2 separate regions of the Homo sapiens genome follow, and region 1 is linked to region 2. A link is a contact called in ENCODE Hi-C data. All regions are on one chromosome and are shown on one strand. Each heading gives the region's core, a stretch centred on a gene start or an enhancer-like site at or near the end of the contact. The rest is flanking DNA. Distances are from core to core; before and after follow the strand shown. Region 1 has its middle 31 kb from the start of GOLGA6A. Region 2 holds the start of CELF6 (CUGBP Elav-like family member 6).

Evidence for each region. A loop is a pair of places that touch in the nucleus more often than their neighbours do.
Region 1: a loop to region 2 is called in a map of heart right ventricle, with 4 times the contacts of the local background. The contact joins the enhancer-like site here to the promoter of CELF6 in region 2. A Hi-C loop is called at or near these places in 2 of 168 maps with a recorded cell type or tissue (HAP-1 and heart right ventricle).

The regions. Positions count from the first base shown.
Region 1 is chr15:74,050,134-74,053,005 of GRCh38, reverse strand. No RefSeq gene overlaps it. Among named protein-coding and RNA genes, the nearest start is that of GOLGA6A, 31 kb to the left of the region's middle. Within about 2 kb of position 1,410, at least 20 of the 41 ENCODE cell types and tissues checked have a DNase peak (open chromatin) inside an H3K27ac peak, as active enhancers do; they include heart right ventricle, where a contact is called at or near this core.
Region 2 is chr15:72,318,798-72,321,542 of GRCh38, reverse strand. CELF6 (CUGBP Elav-like family member 6) reads left to right here and starts at 1,386. Exons shown (of 13, transcript NM_052840.5): 1 at 1,386-1,930. The coding sequence starts at 1,669. RefSeq lists silencers at 1,250-1,299, 1,360-1,699.

The DNA.
Region 1 (2,872 bases), core at 161-2,660, 1.7 Mb before region 2:
CCTTAGCTAGACATAAAGATTCTCCAAGTCCCCACCAGACTTAGGAGCCCAGCTGGCTTCACCCAGTGGATCCCGCACGGGGGCCGCAGGTGGAGCTGCCTGCCAGTCCCGCGCCGTGCGCAGGCACTCCTCAGCCCTTGGGTGGTCGATGGGACTGGGTGCCATGGAGCAGGGGGTGGCGCTCGTCCTGGAGGCTCCGGCCGCACAGGAGCCCATAGCGGGGCGGTGGGGGGAGGCTCAGGCGTGGAGGGCTGCAGGTCCAGATCCCTGCCCCGCGGGGAGGCAGCTAAGGCCTGGCGAGAAGTCGAGCACAGCAGCTGCTGGCCCAGGTGCTAAGCCCCTCACTTGCGGGGGGCTGGCGGGGCCCGCTGGCCGCTCCCAGTGCTGGGCCTGCGGACCATGCCCACCCGGAACTCGCGCTGGCCCACAAGCGCCGCGCGCAGCCCCGGTTCCTGCCTGCGCCTCTCCCTCCACACCTCCCCGCAAGCTGAGGGAGCCGGCTCTGGCCTCGGCCAGCCCAGGAAGGGGCTCCCACCATGCAGTGGCGGGCTGAAGGGCTCCTCAAGTGCCGCCAAAGTGGGAGCCAAGGCAGGGGAGGCCCGAGAGCGAGCCAGGGCTGCCAGCAGGCTGTCACCTCTCAGTAGGATTGTGAAGCATACAGCTGGAGCTTCCCAGGTGACATTCCCCACATCTGTCTTTCCCCTAACACTTTAGGGTAGTGGGGAAGCAAGAGAGCTTAAGCTTACTAAGCTCCTACCGTGTACTGGCCAGAGTGGGCACTTTTCTTTCCAGCCTTGCAATTGATGGGAAATAGGTGATTGTACAAATAGGATACAGGATCAGAGTGGGCTGGCGATGTGCTCACAGTCTCTCAGCTGAAACTGGAATCCAGGAGTCTTTGACTCTAAAGCTAGTGCTCGTTTTGGGTCTCCAGCTTAAGCAATAGTTGCAAAATGCAAAGAGCACCATGAAAATCTAATATTGATCCATGTAAGACTGTATTGCAAACAGAAACATGGAGTGACTTCGTGGGGGGTGACGGCGAGATGGGGAGATTATCTCAGGTCTATGTAACCTGGGAAGTCTCCGAGAAAAATGAATGAAGCATGACTAAGTGCAATTTGTCTGATAAACAAAATCTGTCAGAACGTGGGGCTTTGTGGGTCCTGAGTGAAGGTGAACCCATAGTGCTGGATATTTGCTAAGGTGTTCTTTATAAAATCACTCAGGGCCTCAGTGCCTCCACCTTCTTCATGACCCTAGGTCCACTTGCCTCGGCCTCCCAAAGTGCTGGGATTACAGGCATGAGCCACTGCGCCCAGCTGGTTGGTCTGACTTACTGTGCAATCAATCCACCCTGGGGTCGGCCAGGGCTTTAAGGCTCTAGAACTGTAGGAGATAGTCAGTGCTCCTGAATTCCACCCCCAGGCCTTCTGCACTCAGTCTGAGAGGAATGATTTCAGGAAATCAGACAAGCAACACAGGATTTCACAATATCTCATACTTGTCTGACTGGCTAGCATTTTGGAAAATTTCTGCGGTTAGCTAGCTAGCTTTTGTAATGTGCTTGGCTATCAAGTTTGGGATATTTATAATATTTATAAACTGAATTTAGCACAGTCCAGGCAGCTGGTCTTAGTTTAAGGAAGTTCCTTGAGCCAAGAATGAAGGAATTTTCCCCTCACTTGACAGCAAATGCATTTTGTAAGGGTGAACAGAGACGTCCAAACTTCCTGTTTTTTGTTTTTGTTTGTTTGGTTGTTTCATTTTGTTTTTGTTTGTTTGCTTTTAGTATGGGGAGAATCTGTTGAAATTCTAGACTCTTCTCTCAACAGAGTCTCCACAGGTATTTGCTTTATTCAGGTCCAGCGGGTCTGGAGCTGACATCTGGATTCAGAGACAAAAATAAGTGACGGTACTGGCCCCATTCCTCCCCTAGCCCCAGGCTCAGCCTGTGCCTGTGCCTGGGACCAGGACCAAGGCCACTACAGGCGAGTGTGTTCTCAGAAACCTGGATCTCCATTCCCTTCCATCTCCCTCCATCTGGCCCACCTAGTCTCCACCCACATAGAGGTGCAGCCCGCATCCCACCCACTCCTTCCCGTGACCACTTCTTACCTACATTGTAACGGGGTGGGGCCTTACCCTAAATCATGCATTCTCAACAGAGGCATTATCACCCCACAGAGGATGAAAAGGCAGGGGAGGAAGGGCAGTTGACCATCTTGGCTATTACCATGGTTTCTGACCCTCCAAAGGCTCACAGTCCATACATATGTCCATGTAAGGAAGAAGTAAAACCATCTCTATTCGCAGATGATGCGATCTTGTATCTAGAAAATCCTATGGAATGTACAGTGTATCTATGGTATTAAAATTTCATACAGGGAGGCACAATTGGGAAAAGATGCTAAAAATGCTCCTTAAGAGGACAATAATAATAATTATAAAAAGGTCCAGAAACACTGCCCTAAATGAAAAAATTAAAATGAAAGTTCAAGCACAGGGATGAGAAGGTGGGGGTAGCTTCCAGAGACCTGCCTTCTGCATCACCTGAGACTGACAACTCAGGAGAGCACAGAAAGGAGAGAAGGAGAGACCAGGCAGCCTGTCCCCCAACACGTGGCCATGCGCTCCATGATGTAGGCCACAGATGGTGCCAGTCTAGACACAGGCTCCCCGCAGGCAAATCCCAGCTCTGCCACATACAAGTTTAATGACCCTGACGAGGTACTCAGCCTTGCTGCCCTGCTGTGCTCCTCTGTAGGAGGAAGATGGGCTGTAACCACATAGGACAGTTGGGAAGATTAAAGGTTACTTGTGCTAAATGGTGAAATCGTGTCTGGTACCCAGTTGTCTTACCTGGTTGTCC
Region 2 (2,745 bases), core at 137-2,636:
CTCAGGAGTGTTCTAGACAAGCCTGGGCAGAATGGTGAAACCACCATCTCTACAAAAAAAAAAAAAGAAAAAAAATTATCCAGGCATGGTAGCGTGCACCTGTCATCCCAGCTACTTGGGAGGCTTAGGTGGGAGGATCGCTTGAACCCAGGAGGTTGAGGCTGCAGTGATCTTAGATCGCACCACTGCACTACAGCCTGGGTGACAGAATGATAACCTATCAAAAAAAAAAAAAGGAAATCTCTATTAAAATAATTAGCAATTTTACTGAAAGAGGCATGAAAAATATATTATGGAATAAATATATAATTTATGAAGTATGTGTCTTTGTCCAAACATTGTATTACTACTTTGTGCAAACATCACTGATCCATCAAGAGAATACCTAGACATGTGCAGGAGTAATAAAATTCCATCAGCTCTGATATTTTGCCAACTTTCAGTCATATAGAAAGCGTAGCTGTACATATGTCTTTCATTTTCGTAATTCTGAACCTGTATTTGTGAAAATAAGAGGGGAACATATTTAACAAATTGTAATTTGATTTGTATCTTTTAAATGTTTAGATGCACAGTATGTCGATTTCCATTTCTTATTTTGCGCTGGGCCCAACAAATGTTGGGGTGGGCCTGGCCCTAACATCCTCGACCCTCAGAACCTCAGCTTCCTTTTCCGGAAAAAGAGAACACTCCTGAGTTCACAGAACTGGGATGAACTGGGCACCTGGTGCATAATGGGTTCTGAGTAAATACGGCTAAGTTCCCTCACTCTCCTAAGGAGGAATCCGTGTTCAAGGAGTGTTTAAGGGGTTTTTATTTTATTCTTCCTTTCTTTTTAAGGCTGCAAGGGAGACGAATGTGTCTGAGGCTCAGGGGTAAGAAAGTGGTTAAAGACACCGAAGACAGAGATGTGTGATGGGGCGGGGTGGGATTGGCTCCGAGGGACTGGCTCGATAGTGGGAATAGAGAAGAGGAATCCCCATCCACCCCCGCAGGAAACGCACCAGCGTTTGGAGGTGTGTGTGCCTGCGTGTGCCTGCGTTTGCCTGTGTGTGCCTGTGTGTGCGGTGGGGATTAGCCCCGACTCCGGCAGACACCATCACGCATGACGAAGCTGCTTCCCCTCACGCGGCCCAAGGCGCACACGCGCGATCCACGGCCACGCCCGCACACACTCGACACACACAGGGCATTCGAGGGTCCGGTTGCCATGGCGAGCAGGAGCGCGTGAGCCCAGCCGCCCCCCCCGCCCCCGGCGAGCCCAGTCAACTCCCACTCTGATTGGCGGCTGCTTCCTCATTATGCAAATCATTTGCGTAGACTCGGCGGCCAGCTGCCTGACGTCACCAAGCACGGGGGCTGGGGCTCGGGGCTCGGCTCTGGGAGAGCTCGGGCGGGAGCCCAGAGAGAGCCGCACGGGGACCTCAAGCCAGACCCCAGCGTTCAGCCGCCACCTCGGCCCGGGCCCGCCCCGCCCCGGCCCCGCCCCTTTCCTGCCCGCCCCACCCCCTCTACGCCCCTCCACCCGGACCCCGCCCCCTGGGCAGCCCCCCGCCCTCTCCGCCCGGGCTCCGCCCCCTCCCCCTGGCCCTCGCCACCGGTCCAGGGAGGGGACGGCGGGACAGGCGGGACCAGTGGGACCGGCGGGAGGGCTGACAGGGCGGGGACATGGCCGCGGCGCCGGGAGGGTCAGCGCAGCCCGCTGGCCCCGGCCCGCGCCTGGGTTTCAGCACCGCGGACAGCGGCGTCGGCATGAGCGGGCTAAACCCCGGTCCCGCCGTACCCATGAAGGACCACGACGCCATCAAGCTCTTCGTGGGGCAGATCCCGCGGGGCTTGGACGAGCAGGACCTCAAGCCGCTGTTCGAGGAGTTCGGCCGCATCTACGAGCTGACGGTGCTGAAGGACCGGCTCACCGGCCTCCACAAAGGTGCGCGGGGTCAGCCCAGCCCAGCCCAGCCCCAATCCGATTAGAGTGTGGCCCGACCCCAGCCCAGCCCCAGCCCTAGCCCTGCCGAGAGCCAGTCCAACACCAGTCCAATATCAGCCCCACCTCAGCCCAGCCCCCTTCCCAGATCACAGAATTTTCTCTCTGACATCCTCCCTCTGATTATCACTGTGGTCCCCTAACATGTTCTCCACTCTAACCTCCAAATTCCTGGCCTCCACCTCTCACATCCCAGCAGTCCCTGCCTTTCAATTGGACCTTTCCACCACCTCTCCCATCAGACCTAAAATTCTGGAATTTGAAAACTTATTCCACCTTCTAGATCTCGAATACCCTCAATTTCCCAAACCCTGAGCCCAAACACTCCTGAATCCTCCATCTGGTGGCACCTCACTCAGGCCTAACCACCCACATGCATATCTTGGACTTGCACCCCTCCTCTGGCCTCCTAGTCCGGCCATCCCCCTCAAGAGCCTTCTTTTGACTCTCAGACTGCCAACCTAAAACACCGCAGACCCAAACCCTCCCCTTCTTCAGAACCCAGACCTGTCTAACACAAAATCCAATTCAATTCCCAGGAGGCTCTCAGTTCCAGACACCCCCTCATGTTCAACAACAGCCCCAATCTCTCCTGCCCTTCGCCAGAATCCCAATGCACTCTACCTCTTTTGATTTCAGTTCAGAACCCTGACCTCAGCTGGGAACTCCTGCCACCCTGTGTCCCTTTCTTCTTGGATTTCTCTCAGCTAAATCCACACTTCTTTCCTTCTCTAATCCCCTCACTCCTGTGCCTCTTC